4 separate regions of the Mus musculus genome follow, and all the other regions are linked to region 4. Evidence: chromatin loops called from intact Hi-C (ENCODE). Cell type or tissue: left cerebral cortex. All regions are shown on one strand. Region 1 overlaps Oxct1 (3-oxoacid CoA transferase 1). Region 2 overlaps Oxct1 (3-oxoacid CoA transferase 1). Region 3 has its middle 20 kb from the start of Fbxo4. Region 4 holds the start of Card6 (caspase recruitment domain family, member 6).

Region 1 (8,000 bases), 1.0 Mb before region 4:
GGCACACTTGCCGAGAGGATCCGTGCCGGTGGAGCTGGAGTCCCTGCCTTCTACACCAGCACAGGGTATGGGACTCTGGTACAGGAAGGAGGATCACCCATCAAATATAACAAAGATGGCAGTGTTGCCATTGCCAGCAAGCCACGAGAGGTAAGAAAACTCCCCACCCGCGTGACACTACGAAATGAATCTCCCCAAGAGATTCTGTGTAGATGCGTTTGATAGCTACCTTCGTGAGATAAACAGTCATTCCTTTTCAAAAGGGTGAGACTTAGTTAACCTGGGTGTCTGCTCATACTTAAAACAAACCACAGAGAGAAACTAGAATACATTAGAATAAGAGAATTATTTGTACATCATACTATAATTAAGGTTAGTTAACTGGATTTCTGAAGAAAGCTATAGTGTATATATAATAAATGAATTCGGGTTAGTTAGCTGATTTTCCAAAAGATTTTAACAAAAGTGAGAACATTTACTTATTGATTATTATGTTTCTATTAAAAGAAAAAACCTCATGGATCCAGCTCTATATGTAGCAGAGGATGGCCTTATTTGGCATCAATGGGAGGGGAGGACCTTGGTCCTGTGGAGGCTCAATGCCCCAGCATAGGGGAATGCTAGGTTGGTGAGATGGGAGTGGGTGGGGGAGCACCCTCATAGAGGTGGGGGTACAGAGTATGGGGTAGAGGGTTTATGGACGGGAAAGAGGGAAGGAGGACAACATTTAGAATGTAAATAAATAAAATAATAAAGAAGGAAAGAAAAAAAAAAACCAGAAGTTGTTTACTGTATATTGCGTTAAGCTCTTGTGATCAGATTTCCTAACATGACTGAAAGAAAACAAAGTAACAGAAGAAATCTGAAAGTCTGTCTGAAAGCTTGAAAGCCAGGCCGCAGTTGTAATGGAATAGGAAATTCAAAGGATCCCTTTCATCGTTTGTATCCTAGCCACAAGCTCAGTGTGTCATTGACTGGCCTGAGGGGTAGGATGGGGTCCGTTAGTCATCTTAGGCAACAGTAGACCTCTAGATAGGGCATATGGCATAGTTAGATTTAAAGCAGCTTTAAAAAACAGAACAATTCATTATTCTGAATTGACAAATGTCTATTCTCTTTGCCTTGGTGGCTCAAGGAAGGTAGTCTCTAGAGGCTGACGTGACAATGCTGGGCTCCACCTCTAGGGAGATGAACTGGTCAATGAAGGGATGTCCACCAGTGATGGGAATGTAGTGCTGCTGGTTTTGTTGCTATTCTGGGGAGCTGGGAGGTCAATGATCATGTCCTTTACTGTCTGACATTTGTCCCTAGCTGTGTCTTCCATCTGGAGTTTTGCTCCTTTTCTGGGACTGACCCATATTGATTCCAGCTTTAATTCAAATGTGTGTGTGTGTGTGTGTGTATGTGCGCGCACACATGTGTGTATTAGTATTTAGTCTCACTTTTTCATTGCCAAATTAGGTTAAAAACAAATCAACCCCGGGAATCTAATGAAAATGGAGCTTAGGAGCATATGATAAAAGTGCCCTCTAAAATTGGGTTGATATTCTGATAGCTTGTTAGAAAATGTAACCTTAACATACCCCAAGAGACTGGAAGGATAGAATCTTTTCTAACTTTTCATATGTGTCTAGAGCCTGGTGCATGAATTTAGTACCTCTCTGACCACTTTCTGTGTGTATCCGTTTGTCTCCTTTGTCTCTTTTCTCTCCATCCCTGCCTCCCTCGATCTCTATTCTGCCTATCGTCTGCTCACATAGCTTAGAGTTCGTTCGCTATGGTCAGAAGCTAGTGAAATACATATGAATGTGATGTGTTCTGAGTTACATCTTGTGAAGATAACTCTCACTATTGAGCGGTGAGTTTTATGGTGGCCCAAGTTGGGAGGCTGTGCATTGATCCTGGTGGGGAATGAACAGGAGCTGGGATAAGGTGGTGAGATAGAGTTTATGCTAAGTGATCAGAATTAGGTCGGATGTTGATGGTAGAGCCACATGTGACACAGAGGACAGAAAATGATTGCTGCTTATTGAGATGGCAATGCATGGGGTAAGAAGATCTCAGTCTGTTTGGGAAGAGGTTTACTTAAGTTCCGGAGACTCAAGAGGAAGTGACTCTGGTCAGAAAGTTTATAGAACAGGAGGCAGGGCATGCATGTAGGCATTCAGACCCTTGGGGCTAGACAGTGTCCTGGACACCTGTGTGAATGGAGAGTCCCTCCTTACCAGTTAATGGCCACACAGAAGAAGAAAGGCTGCAGTAGAAGATGGGAAGGGAGGTTCAAAGGAAAGCAGGGAGCTTGGTGATTTGAGAAATAAAAAGAGGGAGCAGTTGGGTTAAAGGAAGAAGGATGACTAGAACTGAGCAGGGGTGTGCAGACACAGAGGTCACTGGCAAAATCTAACTGGAGTGGACTCAAGAAGAACCTAAAGATGAGCCCGAGGCCAAATGCACTGCTTTAAGTGAGCAAGGCAGTAAGCTTGATGAAGCTAGTAGCTTCCGTCTTTGAAAGGTAGAACAGGCAACGCTAGGTAACGTGTTTAGAAAAGACTTGTGTTTTCTATGTCTCAACCTTCATCCCTGGTGGTTTGTTTGTTTGTTTGTTTGTTTGCTTCCTTGTGTGAAAGCTTTGTTATGGAGGTATTGAAACTCTGTAGGCCCAGGCTTCTCTGAATCTCCCAGCAGTCCTCTTGCCTCTGTATCCCAAGGGCTTGGATGATAATCACTCGCCCCATCGTTGATGTTCACAGTGATGATTTATGAAGGACATAAACCTTTAAAATAATTGTGTGTGTCGATGTGCAGTTAGTGTCATGTAACTGCATAGGAGTGAAGTCTTCACTGGTGGTTTTCATAGCTCATGTTTTCTAGCTAGAAACTGAGATATCTTTGGAGAAACTTTCCTTTACGAAATAGTCTGTTTGAAGCTCTAGAAGGAAGGCTGGAACCTCAGTGATGGAGTATATGAGACCCCACGTTCATATATCATCACCTACCCCCACCCCAAACAAAGCTAAGCAGACCCCAACGCTGTGTTGGACGCTTCTAAAAAACACATCCCGTCTGTTTTCCACTAGAGGGCACAGGAGGAATGTGACTGGAGTTCTGCCTTCACGGGGCTGCATTTATGCAAGACAGATCCAGCCCTCCCTGGTGCTGTTTCAGTTCTCTCTTTAATTCCCAGAGGCAAATCTCCAAGGGAAAAGACAGGAAGGACATAATGGGAAAGAAGAGTTTGGTTTTTATAGTCTCTCCCAAAAGGCAGTAAATGTTAAAAACAAAACAAAACAAAAAAAACAAGTCAATAGCATTGTGTTATATTAATAATGTGCAATTTGTTAAAACCAGCATTTATAGTAGCATGGAAATCAAGAATTTCCTATGAGCAAATGCAAAGCTCATATAGGATTTTATGTGAAGAGAATCTATCCAAGGAAGTAAATGAAGATGCTCCTACACGGAGGCCTGCATTGTGTACACAGTAGGGAGGCATGCAGTGTTGCTTTTTAGTTAGGTTACTTTTCTGTTATCATTGATTCTCTCAACACAAATTATAGATCACGGTTAAAGAGAAACAAGAGGTAAGCCATTTCTTGTAACATACACGTTTTAATTTGGAGGGGGGTAGAAGAAAAGAGGGACTATTTTCCATTGTCTCAAAGGTAACCAAGGCACACAGTCAAATGAATATTAACACCCTGTACCACTTGTGGAGGTTTGAGTTTCTCAAATGTACCAGACTTGCCCTTACTGTGGAACCCGTGAGCACATTCTCTTCCTGAAGCCTCGCTGGACTATTCTGAGGAAGCCTTCTGCTACCGAAGAAGTCTCTTGAGATCCCTCTCCCTGAAAAAGCCACTGTCGCTAGGCGTCCGCTCCTCGCGTGTGCCTCTTAGGAGCCCAGGCATCTGCATCCTGCACAAATACCTGACAGCGTTCATTTGTCTCTTGCAGGTGAGGGAGTTTAACGGTCAGCACTTCATTTTGGAGGAAGCCATCACGGGAGATTTTGCTCTGGTGAAAGCATGGAAAGCAGACCGGGCAGGCAATGTGATTTTCAGGTACTGTACTAGTTAAACAAAACAGGATAGAACACAGCAAAACCTACCACTGTAGGCAGTCCACTCTGCTCCTTGTGAGATGCTGCCTGACCGTTTTAAAATGGCTTACAGTCTTGTGTATGTGCACGTGTCCAGAAGAACCTCGAGTGCCTGCTGGTGGTCCTGCTGATGTGCTAAACTTACTGGCTTGCTACATAACTGGATCTAGGGCTGGGATGTAGCTGTATTGGTAGAGTGCTTGCCTAGCACACCCCAAGCCTTGGGTTTGATTGCCCACACTGGGTATGGTATTACATTCCCAGCGGTAGGGGGTGGTGGTGGAATTAGGCAGATCAGAAGTTCCAAGTCATCCTCACTGTATAATGGGTTTGAGGCCAGCCTGGACTACATGAGACCCCGTTTAAGAAGAAATGGGTTGATGTACTCTTGTACACAGCTACATACAACCATTTTCTCCCATCTGTGTTTTAGTTGCCAAGAGTATTTTCTTTGCAAACATGACAGCAGCCAGCACTTATCTTTTATTTTCATGTTATTTCTAAATAGGATCATAAAGTGTCAAGATTACGCTGATGTTTTGGGGAAGATCGTTAATAAATAATAGTTTAGGTGAATTTTTTTTTCTTGTACAGTTGATGTCACCTAGGAGAACCTTCTAAAGGTTCTGTCTGAAAAGCTAATGATCTTTACAAATGCTTGTTTTCCTTCTCTGGATAGCCACGGGCCTACATGATTTTCCTGTCGTTTGATTAACCTTTGCATACTGAATTCTAAGTAATTATGAGTATTTAATGTCTTAGACTTGTAGATTAGTTGTGTTTTGAACTATACAGGGCCACTTGGGCTCTGTATATAACAGGTGAGCTATATGGTCTCTCTCAGTTTTGTTATTTGCTGCTTTAAATGAAGGATTGCGGACTGGGTGTGGTGGCGCACGCCTTTAATCCCAGCACTTGGGAGGCAGAGGCAGGCGAATTTCTGAATTCAAGGCCAGCCTGGTCTAAGGAGTGAGTTCCAGGACAGCCAGGGTTGCACAGAGAAACCCTGTCTCAAAAAAACAAAAACAAAAAAAAAAAAAAAAGAAGGGTTGTGGTTTTTTAAATTTTAAAAATTTTAACATGCAGTTTGGCATCAAGCACAGTCAGACTGTCAGTGGCACTTTCATTGTTATTTATTTACTCCTTTATTTATTATTTCTGAAGGACTCAATGAGATATTGATGCTCTGATTCCTTGTATTCTAGGCGTGTGGTATACAATGACTACTGGAAATTCTAGGCAGGCATCTGACATCTTGCCTGCTTTCTTTGACCTTTATTGTGATGCTTGTAGAGTTCTGATGCTTTATAAAAAAATGAGTGAAGTTATACCCCAAGTGACAGTTAACTACTTAAGACATTTGTAGAATTTCACCCTGTGTTCTCATGCCCAGCTGTGTTTTCTGAAGACTTAACTTGGGTGGCTCTAAGCTGCCCATGTGTAGGTGCTGACGGCCACTGAGCTTCGGTGTGAAGGGAAAGCTCTCAGCACAGTGCTCAAGGGCTCGAGAGTCTTAGGATGCAAATCCCATTCAGAGTCACTGTGAGTGGGCTCATCCAGACCCCCACACTTGCTCTCCCAGGACTCGCTAGACGGCTCACTGAGCACCAGTGAGTGGTTCCTATAGTGTCAGCTAACAGAGGCTCCTCGCTTGGAGAAAAGACAAGGGCTTCTGTGAAGCCCCTTCTCCCTTTCTCTCTCCCTTACTGCTGGTTAGAGCCGAGGGCCCGGTGCACACCAAGGAAGTGCTTTACTACCAAGCTACATCCCCGTAGTGCACATCCCTGTGTGTGTGTGCAGTTTCTCAGTGCACTATGAGAACTGTTTCACTATGGGAGCAAAGTCCAATCTTGGTTAAAAGACTGGAGGAGTTATTTCAGACATTTATGAATACCCACTTCATTTTTCTGTGTAAAAGCTATTGACTGAGCATGAAAAATTTAGTTTTTCCTTCCACCTACTATAAAAATCATACAGACTGAATGAAATGGCCATGAGATCTTTTACATTTGAAGACAGGTGCAAGTCATGCACCCGTCGATGCCGATTCTTGGGAGAGGAAAAGTCTGCGTTTTCAGGTCTCTGATCCTTCTCCCTCTTCTGTCCTCCTTGTCTGGTACAGGAAAAGTGCAAGAAACTTCAATCTGCCAATGTGCAAAGCTGCAGGAACTACCGTGGTGGAGGTAAGAAACGAGGCTTCGCAATGGGGGAGGGGTTCTCTTGCATTAGTTTTCAGGAGGGCTAGGAAGGGCAAGTTTTTGTTTTATTTCACATATGGAGAGATTCTCTTTAATATATAATTTAGATCTATAATAGTCGACAGCTTTCTGATCATACTATGTGCTGACTAGAATGCTGCTCTGTCTTTGGAGATCTGTTTGGCTTATAAAAGTAATATGGTGTCTGAACAAAATAAGATGAAAAATCCTAAGATGAGTTAATAGGCAGTCATGTACCACTGAATGGCAAGAAATCATCTGAGAATACAATGAGAAATGATGTTATGCTGTACAAATATCATAGAATGACTTATGCCAACTAAGGTAGGTACACTATCACTTAGTCATATGATGTTGTGGGACTGCCGTAGTCTCATAGGCAGTCATGTGTACAGTCACAGGTACACGACTGAACAGTATATGGTATTCTGGTAAAGCAGGAAATCACACCACTTGAAATTGATCGGTGGTCTGAGGTAGGTACTGGGAATTCATTAACAGGATGGTTGAACAAATAACTACTGCAATGTGCTTCCTCAGAGGAGTTGAATCTGGGCATTGAATGACACCTTTGGGCATCTTAGCATTTGAAACAGGCTTGGTCAGTTTTAGAGCCAGCACTTATCAGATCCAGAATAGAGATAGGTGCTTATACAAACCTCCTGCCTCTTGGGTTATACATATGTGAAGGAGACTTCAAACTGATTCTCAGCTTGGCTTTGAGGATCACTTTGGAACCAAATGTTACTTGAAATTTGGCATCGTCTTCCTTTGGGAGGACTTTGTAGGACCCACTTTGGGGTATGAAAATGTGACTGTATTCTAGCCTTTTCATCCGATGGTCATGCTGTGTGACATCTTTTGTGTGATATTTGGCTTTGCCTATAGTTGACTAAGATGTTACTTCATGGAGACACTTCAGGAGCGCTTTCTCCTGAAAGAGAAAGTGAAGCATAATTTGTTTTCAGTGATGTGGGATGTGACATTTTCCATCCAGTTTTATTTTGCAGTGGTTCTGTATTGTTTGCATTTGAAAAATAGATCATATGGCTTACACACCTATGTATCTTGTTCCTTACTTATTGAATCATTTTAATGACAAGACTGTGGTACACATCTGTAGATTGCTAAAGAAAGACTGTCTTAGTTAGGGTTTCTGGTGATCTGATAAAACACCATGACCAACTTGAGCAACTTGGGGAGGAAAGGGTGTCTATTTTATCTTATATTTTGTAGTCCATCATCCAGGCAAGTCAGGACAGGAACTCAAGACAGGAACCCGGAGGCAGGAACTGAAGGAGAGGGCATGGAGGAATGATGCTTACTAGCTGGCTCCACATGGGTTGCTCAGCTTGCTTTATTATACAACTCAGGACTGTTTGTCCAAGATAGGCCCTCCATCATCATTAATGATGATTAACAGACTTTCCTAAGATTCCCTCTTCAGGTGCTGGGGTTAAGAGCACTGGCTGTTCTTTGAGATGACCAGAGTTTGATTCTCAGGATCCCCATGATGACCCACAATGCTCTGTAACTCCTGTTTCAGGACATCCAATACCCTCTTCTAGCCTGCAGGCACTGGAGAAGCTGGCATTATCATGGGTAGAGTTTAAATTTTGTTTCCTACTATAATACTGCTCCTTTCAGCAATGCTTTTCTTATAGGAAAGAAAGCAAACTTTT
Region 2 (8,000 bases), 1.1 Mb before region 4:
TTTTAAAATAATTATTTCCAGTAAGTGAAATTTTAGAAAGTAGATATTTAAGAGAGTATTTTGGGTTTTTTTTCTCTCCTTGAGACAGGGGTTCTTTGTATAGACCTGGCTGTCCTAGAACTGGCTCTGTAGACCAAGACCTGGCTGTCCTAGAACTGGCTCTGTAGACCAGGTTGCCCTTGAACTCAGAGAGATATGTCTGCTTCTGCCTCTGGAGTTTTGGGTTTCGTGGTACCACACACATGGCTTCAAGAGGTTAAATTTCAGATTCAGAAATTAAATATTTTCAGAAGATGGATGTCTTTTGTGCAGTGTCACATTAACAGATCTCCACAGATTTTTGGCTTTAGAGTTCTTTTAACCACTAAAATGTCCAATCCTACAAAATTCAGAGCTTTCTTTCTTTAGGTATTCTAGAGAAATGTTGGCTTCTGGAAGTAAGCAGTACAATCTGTTGGAAACTCCATCAGCATCACCCTCAGTATTGAGAGCACAGAGCCCACTAGCATCACCCTCAGTATCGAGGAGCAGAGAAAGAAAGAAAGGAAGGAAGGAAGGAAGGAAGAAAGAAAGAAAGAAAGAAAGAAAGAAAGAAAGAAAGAAAGAAAGAAAGAAAGAAAGAATCACCCTTAGTACCAAAGAGCACAGAGGCTCTTTCATGCTTCTTTCTCTATTAGAAATGGCATGTCCCCATTTGCCCTGGGGTTCACATCTTTGGTCTTTGTATCATGAGCCATTAGGTGTTAGGGATATAGCTTACTTATTATTTTATTTTTATCATCCATGATGATACTATTACATCAGACAAATGTGTTCTCTGAGGTCATGCATTAGAGACACTGCAGAAAGACACACTCTGTTTGTAAGCGACTAATAGACTTTTCAAGGCCTAAGCACTGTTCTTTATCTGTTCCAGTTGTTGAGAATCTTAGGCATTGCCTTGTTGCTATGCCAGGAGACTAGTCTAAAACAAAGCAAAGGCCAAATACATAGTCAGCCCCAGAGCCAAGATCAGCAAATACAGAAGGTAATCTTTAAATAGAGCCAAAATGTGTAATGTGTTGCAAAAATATACAGAAACAGAGAGGTGTGAAAGAGTGGTCAGAAAACTTCCAAGTAATGAATGACCTACTGTGTTTGGGTTTTTAAAATGGACTCTGTAGGCTTAGAGGGAGCTTCAGACATTTAAAATTACAGAAACCAAATGGGCTTTTTTCTGATTGTGATTTTATTAGTCATAGCTCAGTATATTATCCCTGGTAGCTGAGGAGTTTACCAAAGGTACTCCTTTAAAAGGACAGATTATAGTGGCACGAAAGCAGCATGACCCTTAAATAACCCTGTAGACAATAACAGAAGGGTACTGTTGTCACTGGTGTGTGCCTGGAGGCCTTACGAGAGCCAGCATTTAGTGGTTTTATACATAGAAGGTGGGGAAGAGAGCGTGAGTATTACTGATCCTGCCATCACTGTTCTCTGGCCCCTAATCTCTCTGATAGTGCCTTCCCTAGGCTCACCCCAAGCAGCAGGCAGTGGCCAGAGAGCTTCTTGGTTCATGGTGGATGTTGGCCACCCTGGCTACTGAACTGACTGGAAGCTAGCACTGGACCCAGAGGGACATGTAGGGAATACAGAGTGACTGAGCTGGTCAGCTTTGATGTCACCCATCATTCACTGAAGGACTGTTTGGACTGGATGAGGGCACAGGCAGGGGATCCTGTAGGGCTGAAAGCTAGCTGAGAGCGAGCAAGGATCCCTGAGGGATTCCCTTTCTGCTCTTGACTGTGATCGGGATAGTTTAATGTCCTGCCTTGTCTTTCCTGCGATGGGGGACCATTGCCCGCCTGGAATTCTAAGCTAAACGCATGCTTCCCCCTGCCCTTTGTCAGGCTGCTTAGTCACAGGATAGTTCATTTCTGTTCCAGAAGCTCTGGCTGGAAGGGGCATGTGAAATGCAGCAATACATTCTTTTGACAAGTGCTCACCAAGTATTTCTGCAGTCACCTTTATTTGTCATATAGCTGACAGGTGCTTGGGATGCAGAAGTGAAAGAGAAAACAGAAAACAAAACCAAAACACACTACCACTACCACCACGACCACCCCTTTCCTCCTCCTCCTCTTCCTCCATCCCTCCCCTCCCTCCCCCCCAGCACCAGCAGGGTATGACCTGTCACAGACCTTCTGTTCTATTTGGGAAAGACAGATAATAGGTAGTCAACATAAAAATGGGCAAATTTTCTGATACATTGGAAAGCTGTGTAACATGGGGTAAAAAAAGGAAGCAAGTAAGCAAGAGGATTGGGAACCAAGTAGGGAGGCTGCTGTCAGCAATCAGTGGTGTAATCAGGATGATGCTAAGGTCGCCTCTGAGCCCACACTTGAAGGATGTGAGAGAGGAGCCAGCCGTGCAGAGAATAGTTTCAGAGACAGGAAAAGGCCCTTGGGGAAGCATGTCTGGCAGGACCTGGGGAGCTGAAGGGACAACAGAGAGGCAGAGAAGTGACAGAAGACTAGCCCAGCAGGAATGATGTCAGAGACAGAGAAGGCGTGCAATTGGCAGGCTTTGCCTGCTGCTCTAGAGCACTTTGCTTTATTCCGAATGAAGGCTACCTTTGCAGAGTGGTGGCCCTTTCTACTTCTATGTTTTATAAAGTGTTATTTGGCTGCCATATTCAAAGTAGATTGTAGGGGCAGAAGCAGAAGAAGCAGATGAAGCAGATGAGGTTGCCCTAAAAGATGGTACCAGGTAGAACGGGGAGCAAGAAACGGTTTGATGCCTAAACAGGTTGTGGAGATAGACTTGGTGGGTGGAGAGTTAAAGATCACTCCTCTAGGTTTCTTTCTGCCCATCTCTAGGAGGGAGCTGCTGAGCTCTGCTGCGCACCAGGCTGCTGAAAGAAGCTAAGTTAGGAGGGGGAATTGCTAACGTCAAGCAGGGCCTGAGTCTCAGGAGCAGGTTAGAGGAAGGGTGCTTGAGGAAGGGCGTGGAAGAAAGAGAAGGAGGAAGAGGAAGGAGAAAGAAAACCAGAAGAGAGAAAGAACAGAAAACTTTACTCACTAAGAAGACAGTATCTCCGGCACCTGGAGCCCTCTAGTGGACAAGTATGTTATTAACCCATAAGGCTGTTTCCCCCTTTAAAGAAGTTTTCAAAGTAGGAAACTATGGGGTGGGGGTTTGCTTACTGTCTTCTGTACTTAGGGGAAGATTGGGTAGATGAGAAGCCACAGCCCTGCCACTTCCCCTCTTTGCCCTGGGTGAGGTGAAGTCGATCTTGTGTGTGATCTCCTTCACGGACTTCATTGGAACCTGTTAACGGAAACTGCACCAGGAAGGGAAAGGAAATGCTGCTTAGCCTTTAATTTTCTTTTATAGAGAGAGAGTGAGAGAGAGTGAGCGAGAGAGAGCAAGAGTGAGAGTGAGAGAGAGCGAGAGAGAGCGAGAGAGAGACAGAGAGAGAGAAAAGAAAGAGAGAGAGAGAAAGAAAGAGAATGTAAATTGTATAGGTATTTTTATGCCTCTGGTGGGTAGGAAGCACAGATTTCTGAATGATTAACAGTTTCTCGTTAACTGTAGGCCTCGAGGGATGTGGTGTGCAGGATGCTGTGGGGAGGGGAAGAGCAAGCCTACAGATCATGAAGGAGCCCTGTGAATCGGAATGGGCACTGGTGAGCCTGTTAACAGAACATAGGCAAGTGGTCGTTGAAAGAAATGCTAGTAGTTTGTCCCACAGGCTGCCATACTTAACACCTTTGCATGTTAAACATGTGGGATGTTGCTAGGGGCCATTGGATTAATAACCCCAGTTCACTCTTCTGTTAGGTCCCGTGTGTCTGTGCCAGGCAGCTCAGCTGGATGAACCGTCTCCCCAGTGTCTCTTGATTGAGCGACCCCCCTCTTCTCCATTGCTGCCGCCTCCACCTTAGTTCAGACGCTCACCGTCTTTGACCTTTCGCTGATCTCCCTGCCTTTGATGGGGTTTTCAGAATCCATGGTATAGCCTGTCTCCTGTCAGCTGAATTGCCATCTAATCGCCTGCCATCTTCTGTCCTTCAGGATGAAGTCCCTCCAGGCAGATCACAATCAGGCCTTCCTCCCACTCCTGCCTCTAGTCCACATGCTGTTCCTTCTGAGCCCTGAGCAAGATGCCTCCTGCCTCAGGATCTCCATCTCTGACCTTGTTCTCAAACAGTGTTTTCTTTGGATTCTGTGTATTTTCACCTCTGTACAACCTTTTCCCCTTGCTAGACTTTCTCCACCCCCTTCTCCATCTGTGGTCCTTGATCTTCTGTGTTCCCATCATGTATTCTAAAGACATCACTTAACACATCCCTCCCCTCTGCTGCAATTACAGGCTTCCTGTTTATTTCCTCGGAACTCTCAGGTCTACACAGGGACAGGCATAAGCCTTCTCTGGGCTGTAGCCACACAGGCTGACATCCCTTCTCTAGGGTGGAATAAGCACTCAGTCTGGGCTTGCTGGATGAGTGAGTTGTGCAGACCACACAGCCCAGCAGAACGTGAATGTGGCCCTCAAGAGGAGGAAATACAGGCCGCTGTTTCTAAGAAGATTTCACAGTCAATCTCATTGCAGTTTTTCACATAATTTATTTTTTTATTCATATTACATCCCAGTCGGAGCCCCCCTTCCTCTTCTTCTCCTAGTCCTGTCCTTAGAAATCCCTCCACCCATTGTCCCCTCCCCACTTCTCTTCAGAGGGTTCCCACCTTGGGACTCTCATGGCAGTTTTATCCTTTAAAAAAAACTGTAGATACCTAATATAGAGTGATATAGAAAACTGACCCTACATAGATGTACCAAAGGGACTTTACAAGCTGAGTGGCCATGTAGCCAACACCTGTACAAAGAACACAGGACAGGATCAGTCTCCGGAAAACTCACTTCCTAATGCCTGCAGTCACTTCAGTCACTGGGAAGTTGTCCCCCTGCCCCATCTACATTATGGACACTTTGGACCACACACGTTAATCCTGTCAAAGTCTGAAGCCCTCGTAAAGGAAGTGATTCAACATGCACACGTTTGTGAATAGCTTTTTTTACTCAGTGTTCTGTCTAAGTCTGTCCGTGGTGGCTAGTGCAGGTCCACTGTGCAGTCTCGTTGCTGTATCTGACTGAGTTGTCTGGATAAACTATAACTTATCTATTCTGTGGATGGGCAGGTGGGAGGCTCTCATTTTGCCTGTAATGGGCACTGTGTTGAAGGATGTATTATATATGTTGTCTAGTGAGCATTAAGTATGAATTCTGGTTTGGTAGAGACATGAGAGGAAATGATGATTCAGTAGCATAAGGATGACTGTTTTCAGGGTTGTTGTTGTTGTTGTTATTATTATTATTATTATTATTAGTGTCAGAGTATTATTTTTTCAATGCTAACAGTGTCCCAATGCCACTCCCTAAAGTGGTCGGTATACATTCATCTTAGCACACGAGAAAAATCCTTGTGTTTCATGCCCTTGCCAACTGACATGTTTTTTTTCTGTTTATAAATCATTCCTTTGTTGTCTAGATTATACAATCATATCTTTGTTATATAATCCTATTTATTTGTTGTTATCAGTATGATTTTCACTGCCAAAAATATTTGATCCTTAAAAGTAGTTTTCTATAGCCAGCCCTTGGCAGGTTGAGGTAGGAGGGTCCTATGTCCCCAGCTGATGTGGATTACATAGTGAGACTGCCCCAGACAGACATACCAACCTGCAAAGTTTGTTTTCTCTCTCTCATTGCCTAGTGAAGTTCCAGAACCTTTGAGTAGGAGGGAAGCTTCCATTCAATAATTCGTCTATCTTATAACAGAAATTGTGCTTTAAAATGTAGGTACACCATATACAGTTACCAAACCCAGACACTATTGTGGATACCAACAAATGCTTGCTGACAGGAGCCTGATATGGCTGTCTCCTGAGAGACTCTGCCAGTGCCTGACAAATACAGAGGTGAATGCACACAGCCATCCATTGGACTGAGCACAGGATCTCCAATAGAGGAGTTAGAGAAAGGACCCAAGGAGATGAAGGGGTTTGCAGCCCCATAGGAGGAACAACAATGTGAACCAACCAGACTCCCCAGAGCTCCCAGTGACTAAACAACCAACCAAAGTGTACACATGGAGGGACCTATGGCTCCAGCTGCAGATGTAGCAGAGGGTGCTTTGGGGGTCATCATTGATAAGAGAGGCCCTTGGTGTTGTGAAGGGCCCAAGTGTAGGGGAATGCCAGGACAGGGAAGCAGGAGGGGGTGGGTTAGTGAGGGGGGGGGTAGGGAAGGAATGGGATAGGGGCTTTTTGGAGGGGAAATGAGGAAAGGGGATAAAATTTGAAATGTAAATAATGAGAATATCTAATAAAAATGTAGGTACATTTTTTCTTTGAAAATATGATAGAAATAAAGAAGAAATATATTCATCTGGAGATATAGTACTTGCTTCATATCTAAGAATAATCTGAGTTCTTTAGAGTATTAAACCGAAATATATGTATTGTAAGAGACATAGGATTCATTTTGCTACCTGCAGTCTTTTTGTTTGAGAGGATTGAGAACATTCAAGTATGTAACTCTTGTTAGGTAAATGTCTGTGATATAGGACAAATGTTCTTAGACTTATGTATAATGTGGGTCATATTTCAATGAGTGTGCGCATCTTTATCTTAACTCGAGACCCGTACCTTCCAGCTGGACACAGAAAGCCTCTGCACAGCGCTTTGGGGTGTTTTCGAAGCATCTTTGTTACGTTCTCTCTCAAGTCCACTTTGCAGTAGGAGAAAGAATAAACGTGTTCTGGAGCTATGGGATGGATGTGGGCTGGAGAGCAATAGCTCTGCCCTTTACTCTCTGAGATCTTGAGGAGGGGGATTTGAGATAGGATTTTACTGCATAGCGCTGACTGACCTGGAACTCATCTGAAGACCAGGCTGGCCTCAACCCCAGAGCTCCACCTGCCTCTGTCTCCCAGGTGCTCGGATCTCTGTCAGCTTTTTAAGCTGTACTCTCCCCACCTGTAAAATAAGGACATCGAGCAGCCTTGTGAGGTCTTGCAGTGGTGAGGGGTGGAAGGAAAATGTGAATAGAATTTTTTAGATTTCTTTTCCTCCAAAGTATTAAATTTCACATCTTAAAAAAACCAAAAACCAAACAAACAAACAAAACCCAAGATATTAACAGTGTTCTGTCAGACAGTCTCATGGTTATCAATTCCCTTCCTCTCCTTTTAGGGTTGACAACTTCGGCCTGGGCCTTTTACTTCGATCCAAGCAGATAAAACGAATGATCTCCTCATATGTGGGAGAAAATGCAGAATTTGAGCGACAGTTCCTTTCTGGTGAATTAGAAGTAGAGCTGACACCTCAGGTAAGGAAGTCTCTCTGCGGTTGTTTCACAGTGCTGGTTTATAGAAAACTTCCATTTTTCTTTCTTAAATTTTTGTTGTTGTTTAAGACAGAGAGATGGTATTTGGTCCAACCAAGAAATTTTGTGTCTAGGTCACTTCTGTTGGCTCCTGGAGGATTAATGTTTTCCAGATCTGTGGAAGATTAGGTATTTCTAAGTAGAAAATATTCAAGCTGCTGGATACAATTTTTAATATGACAATACAGTGTCCATGGAGTCAGAAACAAACAAAATGACTTGCTGAAATATCTGAGATTATACTAAAAGTCAGAGTTGATGAACGTCAGGGTTGGAAACTTCTTTATACTTATTAAAGTGTTTAAACTAAAAGAAGATAATGTTTCTTTCCTCAACCAAGTGGCGCCATGCCTCTCTTTCATCCTTCTTTGCAGCTTCAGGGCTGGGGTGGGAGGAACACTGATGAGGTAGGTGATAGGGACTGTCTTTCCTTTGGGGAAGCAGGGTCACACCAACAGGGGTTTTGTCAACAGGGGTTTTGTCTTCAGACATAACTGTCCTTTCAGGCTCTTAGGCAGTGGACAGAGAGATGGGGAAGCACATTTGGTAAGGGCAAATGGAAAAAAATATT
Region 3 (8,000 bases), 1.1 Mb before region 4:
CATCATTGCTTACAAAGGTCAATGCCGCAGCAGCAAGAAGCAGGACTCCTTGTTTCATGCATTCTGCAGCCCTAGAGCCTTAGTTTCTTTTTCTGTTGCCAAGGCAGCCTACAAAAGAAAGCATTTAATTGGGGTTACAGTTTCAGGCAGAGCCCATTAAAGCAGAGCAAAAGTGTGCTGAAGGGAACAGAGAGAGCTCACATCTTGATTCTAAAATAGGGAAGAAAAAAAAAAAACACCAGAAAAGGAAAATTTCTTGAAGCCTGAAGCCCACCAAAGGTGACACACCTCCTCCAACAAGACCACGCCTTCTGATCCTTCCCAACACTTCCACCAACTAGAGAGCACATTCTCAAGCATGTGAGCCTATGGGGGCCAACATCATTCCATTCATCATATGTAAATTCCAAGTGAAGACAATCTCTGGCCAGGGGAAAATTCTCTTTAAAGTGGATTAATAATAATAATGGTACAGAATACACAAAATACAGTCCACAGAACTCAAAAAGCTCAGCAAGATGAAGAATCCAAGTGAGGACACCTCTGTCTCCCAGTCCCACTTGTTAGAGAGAAGAAAGCAATCACAAGTGGGGAGGAAGGGAAGGACCTGGGAGGGAAAGTGAACAGGTTGGAGCATGGGGAATGGAGGAGAGATGGAAACCTGACCTGGTATTGGGTGAGGGAAAAGGACTGAAGCCCTGAGAGCCAGCAGAAAGAATGTATACAGGCAACCTCAGGAAATAGGATGTTTCCCCACCCCCACCCCCCAGAATGCACCAGAGACCTGGGAGGTGAGAGACACAACTCTGATTACATGAGCTGAATCTAGAGATCCCATCATGGAAGGGGAGAGTCAAATTCCCCAAAGTTAATTTCCGACTTCCACAATGCACCCTGTGGTGTGTTCAGACCCATACTTACACACATCATGCACCCACACAGACGTGTGTGTGTGTACAAATAATAATTGATTTAATGGTAAAATCATAAAAATCAAATCTAGATATTTCAATAAAATGTTAAAAGAGCAATGAAGCATGTTTGAGGTCTAAACATATATATGCTCCGAGTCTAACCTCATTCTTTCTCCTCTGTCTCCTTCAACCGTCTGAGAATCACACAAATAAAGTTATGAACTTCATTTCTCGTCTAAAGATATGTCTTAACTCTTTAGCATAGAACAGATTGTTTCAGACTCTGTGACCTATGGAGTCACCCACCATATGATCTCATTCATCCCAACTGGGAAAGTGTTATTAGACGCGTTCTCACGCCCGGCCAGGAAGAACACCACAGACCAGAATCTTCTGCGGCAAAGCTTTATTGCTTACATCTTCAGGAGCAGGAGTGCAAGAAGCAAGAGAGAGAGAAAACGAAACCCCGTCCCTTTTTTAGGAGAGTTATATTTCGCCTAGGACGTGTCACTCCCTGATTGGCTGCAGCCCATCGGCCGAGTTGACGTCACGGGGAAGGCAGAGCACATGGAGTAGAGAACCACCCTCGGCATATGCGCAGATTATTTGTTTACCACTTAGAACACAGCTGTCAGCGCCATCTTGTAACGGCGAATGTGGGCGCGGCTCCCAACAGGAAAGGAGTGTGGGAGGGGAGGGAAGTTCTTTGACAACCCTTTAGACAAAAATTGCCCAAAGTCTACATATGTCTATTGTTAAGACACTTATGTATGATTCCCTTGAGAAGTCTATACTTGTCTTTAGGGGTACTGTACTGTTCCTCAAATTCCCCCTCCTGATTCCTGTGCCTCAATACGGGTTAAAAATCTTTTCTGAACAGACTCCAACTTTGCTTCATATTGAAGCATTCTGAAATTTCTTCCTCCATTAGAGTCAAGAGTCCCTGCTCCACCCGGGTTGAGGTCTCTGAACTCTTCAGACTGCCTTGGCTGGGCAGCACTGAGCTATATCTCCTTCTCGCTCTGCCCGTAGTAACTGGAAGTTCCATGCAAAGGATCTGTATGGATGGTTGTTCCAAAGGAAAAAAAAAGGATTTGTTTTTATGACTGGAAACTGTGCTTGTTTTAAAACAAAATTTTGGCCAGATGTAGTGGGGCACACCTTTAATTCTAGCACTTGGGAGTCAGAGGCAGGCAGATCTCTTAAGTTCCAGGCCAACCTGGTCTACATGATGAGTTCTAGGACAGCTGGAACTATACAGGGAGACCTGTCTCAAAAAACAAAACAAACAAATCAAAAATACAAAACAAAAATATTGTCTTCCTCTTTATTATTTCTATGATTAACATGCAGAAATTATAAGGCAAAGACTCACAGCTCAGGAGAGGAGGCCCTGTATAACAAGTTCTCGGAAAGTAAAACTAATATTCTACGGGGTGATGTGATCACCTTAAGGGCCTTCACACATCTGAATACGCCATACGAGGATTTAAAGATGGACAAAGCTGGCAACAACCTGTGTAGATTAGCCCGACTTGTGGAACAGTTCACATGAAACGAGGAAAGCAAATACCCAGACTCGGGAGCCAGATACAGACTGCCGGTAAAAACGACATCAGTGTGACAGAGTGGGATTTAATCATCTTCCTCTAGAAGAGGGCTACCCTGCTGGCAGAGGTGCTGAGAATAAGTCTGCCCCACCGAAGACGAGGTCCGGCTATGATGAACTAAATAAAGGTCGGACCTTGGAGATGGGAGCTGTACCTATTATGCAAAACGTGAGGACTTGAACTGTGGAGGTTTAGGGGAAGCAACAGGGAGAGAAAATGTAAATGTCAGAAATAAAATTTCCACAAACATGAAGAAAACTGAAACCAAGATACGCAGACCCCTATCCTCCTACTCGTTTACCTTGATTGTGGATGCTGAAATGCATCCACTACTAAGTGTGGGTGCTGACGCAGGATGGCCACGAGTTAAAGTGCAGGCCAGCCAGAAGGTTGTACAATGAGACTCTGCCTTGAATAAACACATACATAAATAATCAAACAAATAAGTTATTAACAAAACCACACACAGATAAAGAATATACAAAACCTGCGCAGCAGCAGAGAAACAGAAGAGGGCGCCAGAAAGCTAAGAAAGGTAGTTTGTGCTCATTCCTCCCTTTTTGCCACTTAGAGCTAGCCTAGAAAGCACTAGGTACTCAAATGAAAGGAAACTAAAAACTCTGCATTCACATAAGTTACTGTAATCAAAAATACCAAGTGAAGAGCAAAACATTTCAGATGAGGAGAATTATTGCAAAACAATTTAGGCAATCAAATGAAATATCCTTAACCAAGCATTTGCAGGGATTTAAAGAGTCTGAAAAAAATATATAACTCAAAGTTAAACTAGAAATTTGAAAAAACACAAAATAATGTGAAATGAGACTTTACTGAACTCTGGGACCAAATATAAACTATTACCTCAGAACTGATGACTAAGTTGGAACATATTTAAGATAACACAGGCCAGATCAAGAATATAATAACAAGAACAATAACAAAAATGTAATCACAAGAACAGTACAAACATGGAAAACATAAAAAGACACACTATTCTATGAGTTGTATTACATGTTTGTTTGCAACATAAATTGATATTATAACACAATAGGAAATAAGTTAACCTTGAACATAGATTAACAGAAAGGCAATGGCAGCATATATAAAACAGTAAATATAATAAAATAGTATGTGCTAATTTTACAGACAAATAAAAACAGACTTAACCAACCCTTTTAAAAATTGTAAATTGGCTTACAAAACAAAACTAAACCCTACTATACTATACCTAACATACTCATTTTAAATATTTCAATTCAGAAAGGCTCACTCTAAACATATAAATAAGAGTCTACTAATTTCATTAATGATTTTTTTCATGAGGAAAATTTCAAATTTAAAAATATTAAACAAGACCAAAATTTTACTTCATAAATCTGAAAGGCCTAATTTACTAAAATGAGTGGTTATGGATATTCACTTAATAACACAGACACCATCTTAGTAAGTCAGGTACAGAAGATCCCAATATTATCACAATTGTTAAAAAGTTGCATTGGAAGAGCCTTTTTTCTACTCACTGATTCCCTCGTCTGTATATAGTAACAGTTCCACTTTCTGGAAGTCTAGGGATAGTAGAGGGATATTTTTCAGAATTTAAGAACAGTCTTCTGATAATGGTGGCATAAGGAGTTTATGCACTTCTTATGTCAAAATAGGGTAAGACAAAAACAGATCATCCTCGATCTGTAGCATTGGTTCTTAGAACCAAGAGTTAGAGGGTAAGAATTCCATAGCCAGTATTAAATGTAATGGCATGGGCATTTTTCTATTAAAGATATTTCAGAGAAGTATAGAAGTTGGATTAGTAAGTTAAACTAGACTCAACACTTTTGTATTTTCTTCAACCAAGATACACAGAAAAGCACAAACAAAATATAGTAATTAGAAGGTAATTCTTCAATGTACTTCGATACAAGATTGATACAGTAAATCATGCTTTAAAAAATTAAATATTTAGCTAGCAAATTTTTGCTCTAATTAAAATATTTATGATATTCTAATGAGGAGACACTGAAAATCTCCCAGATGACTTCATCTAATCTTGTCTCTTAAAATGAATAGAATTTGTATAGCCGAGTTTTCTAGTGAGCAAAGAAATAACATTTGATAACAGCAGTATTCTAATTCCCTGAATGTCACAAACACTAAACAAACTCTTTTAGAGAACTTTTCACATCAGGCACTGTCTTGAGTACTTCAAAATGCTTATTTTTTTGAATCTCTTAAGAACCATATGAGGTAGATGCTGTAACTGTTTCTGTTGACTTTATATTGAAGAAAATTTGGAAACATAGAAGCAAAGAAATTTGCCTAAGAGTACAAAACCAGGACTTTAAGTTGTGGTCCCACCCTTGATGGTTAGAACAGGCAATGTTCCATATAGGTACACTTGTTAGAGCCCTCAACCACTCCTCAGTTACTAATGCTGTTTAAGGAGATTATAGATGTTTGAGGAGGAAACACATCAGTGCAGATGGGCTTTGAGGGTCTATGGCCCTGTCCCATTTCCAATTCACTGTCTCTTATTTCTGGGTATGGTTGAAGATGTGATTTCTAGGGTTCCTACTCTGGCCACCTGTTGCCATGCCTCCCCTGCCATTAGGGAACTGTCTCTGGAACTCTGAGCCAAAATAAACACTTTCGTCATGGTGTTTGGTTCTGGTGTTTCATTGCAGCAACCAAGAGTAACTAATGCACCACTCCAAACTGATTTAAATGTCTATGCAGGCAATGACTACATTATCTGTCACTAACAGAGTGAAGTGGAAAAAGAAACAAAATAATTTCTTGAGGCTTTAGCAACAGTCTGAGCCCATATATTATACAAACCTGCTTAGTACTAATTCTGAAGGTCAGGGTTGTAAAGGTGACATAAGTCCCATCACAGAGAGAGAAAGACAGAAGGATCATCACACTGTGCAGTAAATATGAAATAATGATAACTATAGGGGAAAATGAGAGTACAGAAAATGTTTCACAAGATATAATTGTGCTCACTAATTAAATAATCATAGTGAAGCTACTGTACGTAGACACCACATTAGGAAATGCTTTAATAAATGAGTCTCGAAATTTTCATCACATGGTGCCTAAGAGACACTATAAAAGCCAGAAAGAGGCTCAACTAAGACAAAGAAGGTCACAAGACAGCACTGTATCAACAAGACAAAAGGAATAAAAACATTCTTTTCTCTTAATCCATTGAAGAGCAGTTGGTGAAATGTAAGACAGAAAACAAAGCAATAAGAACACCTCTTTACTTTAAGCCAGAACAACAATAGATGCAAAGAAGTCTAAATCACATGAGTTCTTGTGTGACTAAAACCCAATCTGCTTTCTTGGGGCCAATAGTGTATTTGTATATAAGTGGATGCAATATTAGCCTAGAAGCAGGTAGGAACACCCACCCACCACCACTCCCCCCTGCCCCCTCCTCCTGGGAAGAGAATAAAAATAGTACTGCCTCTTCTGATGACAATAAGATGAGCCTAGTGGGTTGGTTGCAAATAAAAGACATAAAGTGGGGAAACTAATCACTCTGCCTAACAACTCTCCCTGCAAAGGAATTCTGCTAAGAGGAAGGGGAGGGGGAAGCAAAGCAAAACAAAACAAAACAAAACACCCAGGAACTTCTCAAAGGCTTAGGCTTGGGGAATCCTCCAAAAAGGCACAAAGCAGAAAGCAGAAACACACAGGCAACAAAGGTCTCTCTAGGTGAAGGAATCAAAGCAATCAGTTCCTTGACTGCTGGATGCTAGGGACTTGCATAAAAGGAAAGAAGAGACATAAGCCAATATGAGCCACACGTAAACAAACAGAAGTCTCAGCTCCAAATGAGCTGGGCCCATCAAGAAACTGGAAAGATGACCCTTCTCTGCAGCTGGCTCATGAAAAGGGGACCATGGGTGAGCTTGCTTCAAAAAGAAAATACAGAAATTACGTAGTTCGAAGTTTAATATTCTTTTTTGAAGTGCCCTTTAAAATGAGGCACATGAAATAGATGGGAAATGTAGCCTCAAATAAAAGGTGGACAGGATGGCAGGTAGAAATACTATGGTAATAAAAATTAGCAGAAAAATGCTAAGAGCCAAATGAAAAAAACTAAATACAAAAATATTACTGAGGTTCTTAAAAGTTAACAGATGCAGTAGGAAAATGTAGGAGAAAATGTAGGAGAAAAAAAGGTGTGGGGGGAGAAGAAGTTCATCTAGGGCATCAATAAATAATGGCAGCATTTCTTCCTGAGACGATGAGAATAATCTCATGATGATTAGCTTAATAGTTACCTGTAGGCTTAGATTCTTCAAAACCTACTTTAATAAGGGTTCGTAAATGCTTTAATCTTCCTTCTAGCCCATTACCCACCAGAGGTATTGGGAAAGAAAGGTTATTATGATTCGGGGGAGTGGACCTGTTTGGAAGTAGTTCTTTGGAGCAAATCCAATCTGCATTGTCAGGAAATTAACAGTTCAGCTCACACAAATCAGGAGTCAGCAACTGCAGATCAGTCCAGAAGAAGCATGGAGGCTCTGTTGTATGTTGTTCAAAAGTAGTTCCTTGGGGGAGATTTTAATCTCCAATTGTGGGGATGCCACCAGTCAAGTTCAGTAGCACAACCCAGCAAAAAGCCCAATTGGCACAAGTCATCAGGAGTGACCAGGACCAACAGGGCTGCCAGCAGTAGTTCTGTGCTGTACCTCTCTCAGCAAAATGAAGGTGTGTGACCAATGAAGCATTGCAAAACTAGCTATACAAGCCTCTCCCATCTCTGTCACTGTCCACTGAGTCCTATTTATAGCCCTTCTAAACATCACGTGTCCTCCCGTGCTACTCACACTCCAGGCTTGGCAGGCTGAGAGGCCTGGAAGCGCTCACGAGGCAAAGAGTTTCACGGAAACTCACCTCCTGGAGCTTTGGCGTTCTCAATAACCCATATACTCATACCCTATCCCCACGTTAGTCTGGTGTATGGACCCACGTGCTCTCTTTTAGTATTATCTTATAAGTGCCTTTTAAGATTGAATTCTGAAATAGCTAAGCCTTCGCCAGTGTTCCAACATCCCAGAAAGTCCTTGAGCTGACCATGGGCTTGGAATTCAGTAAGAATGTTGGCTATTCAGTGACATTCAGAATTGCCTCTGGTATTACACTATCACTTAGAATAAAAGCCAAGTTGCTCCCATATACAGGAATTTACAATGGTTTAGGAAGTAGATCAGGCTGTGGTTTTAGAGTATTGCATTATTCATGAGATGGTTAGCTAGAGCAGAACTCCCTAATTAGAACCATGACTTGGGTGTGAAAGCCCTTGCCCTAGGAGTGTAAAGACCTTACACCTGGCTTCTAAGACTATGGCTGGCCTTAGATAGAGCTGACTTTGTCTCAGTTGTTTTATTGTTCAGTTCCTGCCAGTCTTTGTGTGTACATTCTGCTGTTTAGTGTAAGAGTCATTAAGCATCCGGTAACCTCATTT
Region 4 (8,000 bases):
AATATTTTTATGTTTAGTGTGGTGTGCGTGTGGATGTGCATGCCGTGGCATGCATGTGATAGTCAAAGAACAACATTCAAGAGTTGGTTCACTCCAAGTCATGTTGCCTACTCTACTTTCATTTTTAACAAATCTATACTTAAAGTACTCAAAAAATAAAAGGTTGCACACATAGGTGTCTCTTTGTCAGAATGGTGCTGAATGGACCAGATACAGACATCCCGAACCCTAACTGTACACTGTAAGTTCCTCTACTAATGATCTCCACTTCCATGGTTAAAACTAAAAATTGCAGCTGGGCGTGGTGGTGCACACCTTTAAACCCAGCACTTGGGAGGCAGAGGCAGGCGGATTTCTGAGTTCGAGGCCAGCCTGGTCTACAAAGTGAGTTCCAAGAAAGCCAGGGATATACAAAGAAAGCCTGTCTCGAAAAAAGAAAAAACAAACAAACAAAAAAAACCTAAAAATTGCAAAACCCAATTTCTTTCTGGTTACAAAGCCTCTAAAATTACCAAGGTGCCTTAAGCTGAAACAGAAGGTAATGTCAAAGTGGCTACTGACTAGATATGTAGATTGGGAGGTAGGATGCTTGTCTGGCACGCACACAATATCATCACTAGCACGAAATAAAACCATGAACAGTGGATTGTGCCTGCAATCCTAGAACTTCAGAGGTGAAGGCTGGAAGATCAGAAGCTGAAAGTCATCCTCAGGCCATGCTGGCTTCAAGGCCACCCTGGATGTCAGGGGACTCTGCTCTGGGTCTCAAGCCCACTGCAGAGGAAGGTGTCCATGGCTGGGACTCATCCATATGTGACTAGTAAGTGCTTAGCACTTAAAAGAACATCCCTTCGATGCTTTCCAATACACAGAGAACATTGTAGAAGAAGGGACAGATGGAGACAAGGGCCTTGAGAACACTGTCTGCTATTGAACTCATGTCATTGTGCTCATGAACTCAGAGCCATCTGCACAGAAATGTGCCTGTTGGCGCTGTCAGTGGTGGTTGTGGGAAGCTACTGGCAGTCGGTGGCAGCTAGGAGGCAAGTCTTCGGTATAGCACCAGTGAGGTGCCCATGTTCCAATGTTTAATGCACACTAGTGCCCTAAAGGTGACCCTGGACAACTCAATGGGTCACAAAACCAGAGGACCTGATAGTGGCCAGGAGGCTTGTTGGGTATAGGAGGGGCTTGTGGATATGTAATAATAGAAGGTGAGGAATGTGGCCAGAATACATAATTATATACACATAAATGAAATTGTCAATGAACAGATTAATTAAAAACAGGAAAAAAAAATGGGCTGAAGAGATGGCTCAGCAGTTAAGAGCATTGACTGCTCTTCCAGAGATCCTGAGTTCAATTCCCAGCAACCACATGGTGGCTCACAACCATCTACAATAGGGTCTGATGCTTTCTTCTGGTGTGTCTGAAGAGAGCAATGGTGTACTCATATACATAGCATTAGAACTCATATACATAAAATAAATAAATACATCTTTAAAAAAATAACAGAAATAAATGAGTAAGGTAACCCCTACTGCACAATGGGAAGCGACTATAGAAATCACTAAGCCAATAATCCGTGTTTACTTCTGCTCATATGGACAGCTTCCATATGCAAGATTAGGGATCTGCTGTTCAAGAAACTGCAGATCAAAAACGTTTGGGAGGGCTGGTGAGATGGCTCAGTGGGTAGGAGCACCCGACTGCTCTTCCGAAGGTCCGGAGTTCAAATCCCAGCAACCACATGGTGGCTCACAACCATCCGTAATGAGATCTGACTCCCTCTTCTGGAGTGTCTGAGGACAGCTACAGTGTACTTACATTTAATAAATAAATAAATCTTTAAAAAAAAAAAAAAAAAAACGTTTGGGAAAATATGTTTATTCTGAACACACTGACTGACTTTTTTCAAGGAAATAGTTCTATCTCCCTGAAAAATAACTATTTACATAGAGCCTGTATTCTTTTTTTTTTTTTTTTTTTTTTTTTTTTTTTAGTGTGGGTATTCTAGGAGATTGAAGGAAGGAAGGGAGGATGGAGAGAAGATGGTTAACGGGTACTGGAGTGCAATAGTTAAGAATAACTTCTAGGGGCTGGAGAGATGGCTCAGCGGTTAAGAGCACTGACTCCTCTTCCCAAGGTCCTGAGTTCAATTCCCAGCAACCACATGATAGCTCACAACTATCTGTAATAGGATACGATGCCCTCTTCTGGTGTGGCTGAAGGTAGCTACAGTGTACTCACATATATTAAATAAATAAATTAAAAACAAAAACAAAACCTCTATCTTATTTAAAAATACATACATAAATAAATGAATAACTTCTAGGCCAGGGAGACAGCCTTGTACGTACAGGCATTTTCTGCCCAGCCTGATGACCTGAGCTGGATCCCTGGGACACACATGAAGAAAGGAGAAAAACAACTCCTGAGAATTGTCCTCTAACTTCCAGATCCCCCACCTACACACACACAAATAAATGAATGAATGATGTAATTTAAAAGCTGGGTATGCATATAAAAAGGAAGAATAACTTCTAATATTTTGTATCACAGTGAGACATCTTTGGTTGAGAATAATTAATTTTTCTAGATCAGCTAGCATAGAGAGCTATTTTATTTTGTGTTTGCTTTGAGACGGGACTTCATTAGCCCAGGCTGACATCAAACTCCCAGTCTTCCTTTCTGGGCCTCCGGAGTGCTGGCATCACCTGCGTGTACCCCTCACCCAGCAAAAGGCTTCTGAATGGTCCCCAACAAATCATTTCGGGGGCAAGAGACATGGCGATTACCCTCACCTGACTATTACACACTGTTCACATTTGTTGAAATATTACACTTATGCTCCATAAATACATGTAATTACTATAGAGCAGTTAAACCTAAAACATAATAAATATATTTTTAAAAATGTATAGAGGTTACATATAAGTATCAAGTCTCTTTCTCTCTCTTTCTTTCAATTTTTTTGAGACAGGCTTTCAGTCTTAGCCCTGGCTGGCCTGGAACTCAGTCTGTGTCTCAGATTAGGCTCAAATTTCCAGTGGTCCCCTTGCCCCAGCCTCTGAGTGCTAGGATCTCAGGCATGAGCCACCAGGCCTGGTTCACTATGCCATTTTAAATAAGGGATTGGAATATCCACAGATTGTGGTAGTCAGAGGAGGTCCTCAAATATGCTTCCCTCAGACACTGAGTCTTTTAACGGTACTGTCTCCCATTGGCCTAGACCTGAGAACTCCTTCGTTCAATACCCTCCCCTGGAGAAAGCCACCATCAGAGAAATGCCAGGTTTCTGATTAGTTGATTTGCCCTATCATGTGTCATGGCACCTTCTTAGTCCATAGATAAGTTGATACACACTGTCTCTATACCTTCAGCGCTTTTCTCCTCCTCCTCCTCCAATGAGAAATTGATCTCTGAACAGCTACTGGCTTCACTGGAGAACCCCATGGTCTCTTCATTCTCCCATTCCTCTTCATTATCATATACAAAGCACTGTGGGTCCTTGCCGGCCTCTTCCTCCAAGACAGTCTCGACATCTTCAGGGAACCCAAGGTACTCTTGATGTTCCCCTTCCTCTAAGTACAGCGAATCATCTGGCTCCTCGTATCTCTGTCCATTGCTTAAGAAGGTGATACTTGCTGGGACTTCATACTCAACTCTTTTGACTGAATGGGGAGCCGTGACCTGCGGTGTCCCATGCCCTTCCTGGTTCTCCCGGGAGGATACTGCAAGTTCCCTGTGGCCACTTTCCTTGTAGGTGAAGAACTTCAAAGCTCTCAGATCTAGACATTCTTTCTCTTCTGAGAGCTCTGCTATCTCCGGGATTATTGTCCCAAGAGAAAGGGGATCTTCAGAATTCCTGTTCACCCCCACAGTCTCTTCAGCTTCCTGCCGTGGAACTTCTGAAAAGAAAGCATTTCATTATTGCTTCTGCTTTTTCAATGTAACAATTTTAAATTACCTGACGTCTCTGATCTTCAAAGCATCACCCTTTACTTTTATTGCCTTTTCTTCCTTTCTTTCAGACAAAAACTGTTGTCTGTGTTGACTGGGCTGGCCCAAACTCTTGAGCTCAAATATATTCATACCTCAGTCCTCCTCACTAGCTAAGGCTACAGGAACACACTCAATCTCTCTTCTTTGTTTCACTGGATGATAGATCGAATGCCTACTGCATTTGATCAGTAGTAACAAATCACTTCACGTGGTAAATAAGCAAAAAGAAGTATATTTGTTATGAACAGTATTTAATTATACACTTGACGAGGCCCGCAGTCAGATTTCTTTGGGCCATTGCTAAGCAAATCTGATCCCAGTAATTCTTAAAGAGTAAGACAATTACTGAATTCTAGATATAGTAAAATCCATTTTTTTCGAGGATTACGAGGTTTGTTGTAAAAGGTTACTTTTAACTGTCAGCACAACTTAGAGAAGAGAGTCTCAGGTGAGGAGTTTTCTGCATTGAGTTGGCCATTGGGCATGGCATTGCTATAAGTTAACTGTTGTGGGAAGACCCACGCTAGCCACTGTGGGTGGTCATAATCCCTAGGCAGGGGATCTGAGCTGTCTGAGGTACAGAAGCCACGCTAAGCACAAGCAAGCAAGTATGTATGCATTTTGTCTCTGCTCTTGACTGTAGAAATGATGTAAGGAGCGGTCTCAAGCCTCTGCCACTGACTGCTCCAACAGTGATGAATGTAACCTATAATTATAAACTAAAAATAAACCCACAAACACTTTGTGTTTGTCGGAATACAGAGACTAGAAAGGAAACTAGAACAAGACCTGTCCGACACTAAGGATCTTGAGCACACACTGTTTTAACCTAAGCCCCTACCTTTCTATCATCCCTTAAAATCATCTTGAGCCATCTTTTAGATTACTTTAAAAAAAAAAAAAAAGAGCTACAACTCCCTCTAGTGATCATTTCCTGAATTGCCAAACAATACAGTAGAATAGGTCCCTGCCCCATGTCATGAGTTATCTTTTGTAACATGTCATTTTTTAAAGATTTATTTATGTATTTTATGTGAGTACACTGTTACCGTCCTCAGACACACCAGAATAGAGCATCAGATCCCATTACAGATGGTTGTGAGCCACCATGTGATTGCTGGGAATTCAACTCAGGACCTCTAGAAGAACAGTCAGTCTCTTATCCACTGAGCCATCTTTCCAGCCCAACATGTCATGTTTTTTAAGATGTTATAAATTTTTACTAGTTCTTACTAATCAATTGAACCACAATGAATTGTATTCATTGTGGCATTCTTTCTGTCTCTGTCTGCCTGTCTGTCTCTCTCTCTCTTACAAACACACTCTTCCCACTCTCCACCAGCTAGTCCGTCTATTCCCAAAAGAGATGCTCTCTCCTACTTTCTTTCTTTTCTTTTCTTTTTTTTTCTTTTTTTCTTTTTTTTTTTTTTTTTTTTTTTTTTGGTTTTTTTTTCGAGACAGGGTTTCTCTGTGTAGTCCTGGCTGTCCTGGAACTCACTCTGTAGATCAGACTGGCCTGGAACTCAGAAATCCACCTGTCTCTGCCTTCTGAGTGCTGGGGTTAAAGGCGTGCACCACCACTGCCCGGCTCGCTCTCCTACTTTCTTGTCATACATATTTAGTATGCATATATAGAAATGTAGGTTCTACATATGACATTTGAAAAGGAGACCAAGCAAAAGATATTATTATGTTACAAAGGACAGAATGCAGGTAAAAGGGCATACGTCATGAAAGAAGATATAAAGCTATTTTTTATTTTTAAAAAAATTCATACAATTTTTTTCTGAGAGGGATTAGGATAGAAAAAAGTATAGTCAATATTTATTATAGAAGAAAAACCTACTTTTCCTCCACTCCCAGTTTGAACTCCATCATCATTCCTTCCTCCTCTTTTTATGGGGATAAGTAAATAAAAATGTAACTAAAAGTCAAAAAGTCGAAGACTAAAACCCTGAGAGAAGATCCATGGTTCATGGTCATTCTAACTGTTTAGCTGGATAAAGTTTGGGACTGGACAAATTTTTAGAATAAACAGATTTTTTAAGAAAGAAAAATAACCATATTTTATAAAGCATCAATTTCAAGACCTTTATCACTTATCAAATGGAGAAGCTACACTTCTAGAAACTACTGTTCCTATCACAGACAAGGAGCTACTGATCTTCCAACTGGTTCATTTAAAATGGTTTTCCCTGTACCTTCAGCGTGGCTATCCAAAGGTCTCTGGGGATGTAAACATCTCCAAATTTACTCACACAAACAGGAAAACCCTAGATGGTGCCATTATCAACAATGGGCTCTTTTCAAATCCCCGCCAAAGCAACAGGCACCAGACGGTAGCTGAAAACGCTGGAACAGTGTGATCAGCCATTGCCAAGCTCCTGGATCAGAGAGATCCACTGCTCCCTGCCTTGGAAACGACACACATTCTGTTTCACATTTCAGTAAAACTCGTCTCAGGAAGTCAGATCCAAACAACCAGAAACAATTCTCTTTCTCTTCTAGAAAACCTGCTTCCTCCCCCTTTGCTTCAAACTTTAAAAGCTCCACTTACCGTGCTTGAAGCCCACTGTGGACGCTGACTCTGGAAAGGCATTAGACAAACACCGGAGGAAACGCCGACAGCTGTCCTCTCCTTTTTTCTGTATCAAAATTAACAGCTTCCGACTTTTCTTCAGGGGATCTGTGATTTCCTCCAGAGTCTCATACTCCTTCTCAGAAATCAGGCTCCGAGAGGTTAACGTGTCCAAGATAGAGTCCGGATCTTGTTGGAGGACACTGAGCAACTTCGTACGTTTTTTTTCTATGAGTTCTGAGGAAGCACCCTCTGTAGCCATTGCTTCCTACAAACCAGGAAATGGATCAAGTCATTCTGGCAGGTAAAGAAATCTATGTTAACAAAGAAAGGCAGAAATCCTACTTAGCAAAGATAAAACGCGTCAAAAATACCTGTTGTTGGAGAGGGCAAAGAGGACAACAGAGAGTACAAACACAGGAAGTCAGCCCGGAGCACTCTCGGTCTGTGGTTCTGTGGTTTCCTGTTGCTGATCTTTTATCTGTGTTTTCTCTGTCTCTCTGTCTCTCTGTCTCTGTCTCTGTCTCTGTCTCTCTGTCTCTGTCTCTCTCTGTGTCTGTCTGTCTCTCTCTCTCTCTCTCTCTCTCTCTCTCTCTCTCTCTCTCTCTCTCTGTGTGTGTGTGTGTGTGTGTGTGTGTGTACACTTGCTGAGGTTGGAATCCAAGGTCTCATGTGGTTCTGCTACTGATCTGTACCCGGAACCTTACTCTCTGCTCTTTTTGATGGCTAGACTAAATTTCACTAATACTGGGCAGTGGGGAACATGCCACAAAGGGTGGCCCACACCTCTGATGCCAGCATTCAGAAGGCAGAGGCAGGAAAATAATAATCGTTGCAGTTTAGTGGCTGGCTAGTCTACACAGTGTGTTCTAGGCCACCCAGGACCACATAGTTAGACCCTCTCTCAATAAAACAAAACGAGATGAAGTGAACCCGGGACCTCCTCCAGGATGTTTCGTTTGAACATTGAATTGGGCTAGGTATCCCTGCTCTGGGCCCTAAACTGTGATGTTATAAATGCAAATCGACTGATTTGTGGAGAGTAATCTTCAAAATGCAGGTAAAAAATAGATCAAAATTGTAAATGTATAACCCTTCCCTCTAGCAATCCCACCTCTAGAAATGTAGGAGCTGGAGAAATGGCTTAGCAGTAAGAACACTTTTTGCTCTTACAGAAGACCTGGGTTCATTTGCCAGCACTCTCAAGGTGGTGCTTCATAACCATCCATAAATCCAGTTCCAGCCAGGCGGTGGTGGCACACGCCTTTAATCCCAGCACTCAGGAGGCAGAGGCAAGCAGATTTCTGAGTTCAAGGCCAGCCTGGTCTACAGAGTGAGTACCAGGACAGCCAGGGCTACACAGAGAAACCCTGCCTCAAAACACACTATATATATATACACACACACACATATATAC

The links. A loop is a pair of places that touch in the nucleus more often than their neighbours do. Peaks named below come from ENCODE experiments on the same cell type or tissue, not always from the same donor. Only the 100,000 strongest peaks of a DNase experiment are listed, where the experiment ranks them.
Region 1: a loop joins it to region 4, with 6 times the contacts of the local background. A loop is called at or near these places in 13 of 42 quality-filtered maps.
Region 2: it touches region 4 in a loop (3-fold over the local background); 17 of 42 quality-filtered maps call a loop at or near these places.
Region 3: it touches region 4 in a loop (4-fold over the local background); 4 of 42 quality-filtered maps call a loop at or near these places.

The regions. Positions count from the first base shown.
Region 1 is chr15:4,053,715-4,061,714 of GRCm38, forward strand. It overlaps Oxct1 (3-oxoacid CoA transferase 1), which reads left to right. Exons shown (of 17, transcript NM_024188.6): 5 at 1-150; 6 at 3,955-4,061; 7 at 6,222-6,282. Among named protein-coding and RNA genes, the nearest start is that of BC037032, 30 kb to the left of the region's middle. In left cerebral cortex, a CTCF peak has its summit at 3,078 (motif pointing right); a DNase peak (open chromatin) is centred at 3,107.
Region 2 is chr15:4,040,229-4,048,228 of GRCm38, forward strand. Oxct1 (3-oxoacid CoA transferase 1) reads left to right here. Exons shown (of 17, transcript NM_024188.6): 4 at 7,237-7,372. Among named protein-coding and RNA genes, the nearest start is that of BC037032, 17 kb to the left of the region's middle. In left cerebral cortex, a CTCF peak has its summit at 3,109 (motif pointing left); DNase peaks (open chromatin) are centred at 2,521, 2,863 and 3,055; H3K27ac peaks cover 205 bases.
Region 3 is chr15:3,955,142-3,963,141 of GRCm38, forward strand. No RefSeq gene overlaps it. Among named protein-coding and RNA genes, the nearest start is that of Fbxo4, 20 kb to the right of the region's middle. In left cerebral cortex, a CTCF peak has its summit at 3,045 (motif pointing right); DNase peaks (open chromatin) are centred at 53 and 3,036; H3K27ac peaks cover 37 bases.
Region 4 is chr15:5,101,526-5,109,525 of GRCm38, forward strand. Card6 (caspase recruitment domain family, member 6) reads right to left here and starts at 7,008. Exons shown (of 4, transcript NM_001163138.1): 1 at 6,958-7,008; 2 at 6,563-6,851; 3 at 3,378-3,911. The coding sequence starts at 6,845. In left cerebral cortex, a CTCF peak has its summit at 4,943 (motif pointing left); DNase peaks (open chromatin) are centred at 4,977 and 6,404; H3K4me3 peaks cover 973 bases; H3K27ac peaks cover 690 bases.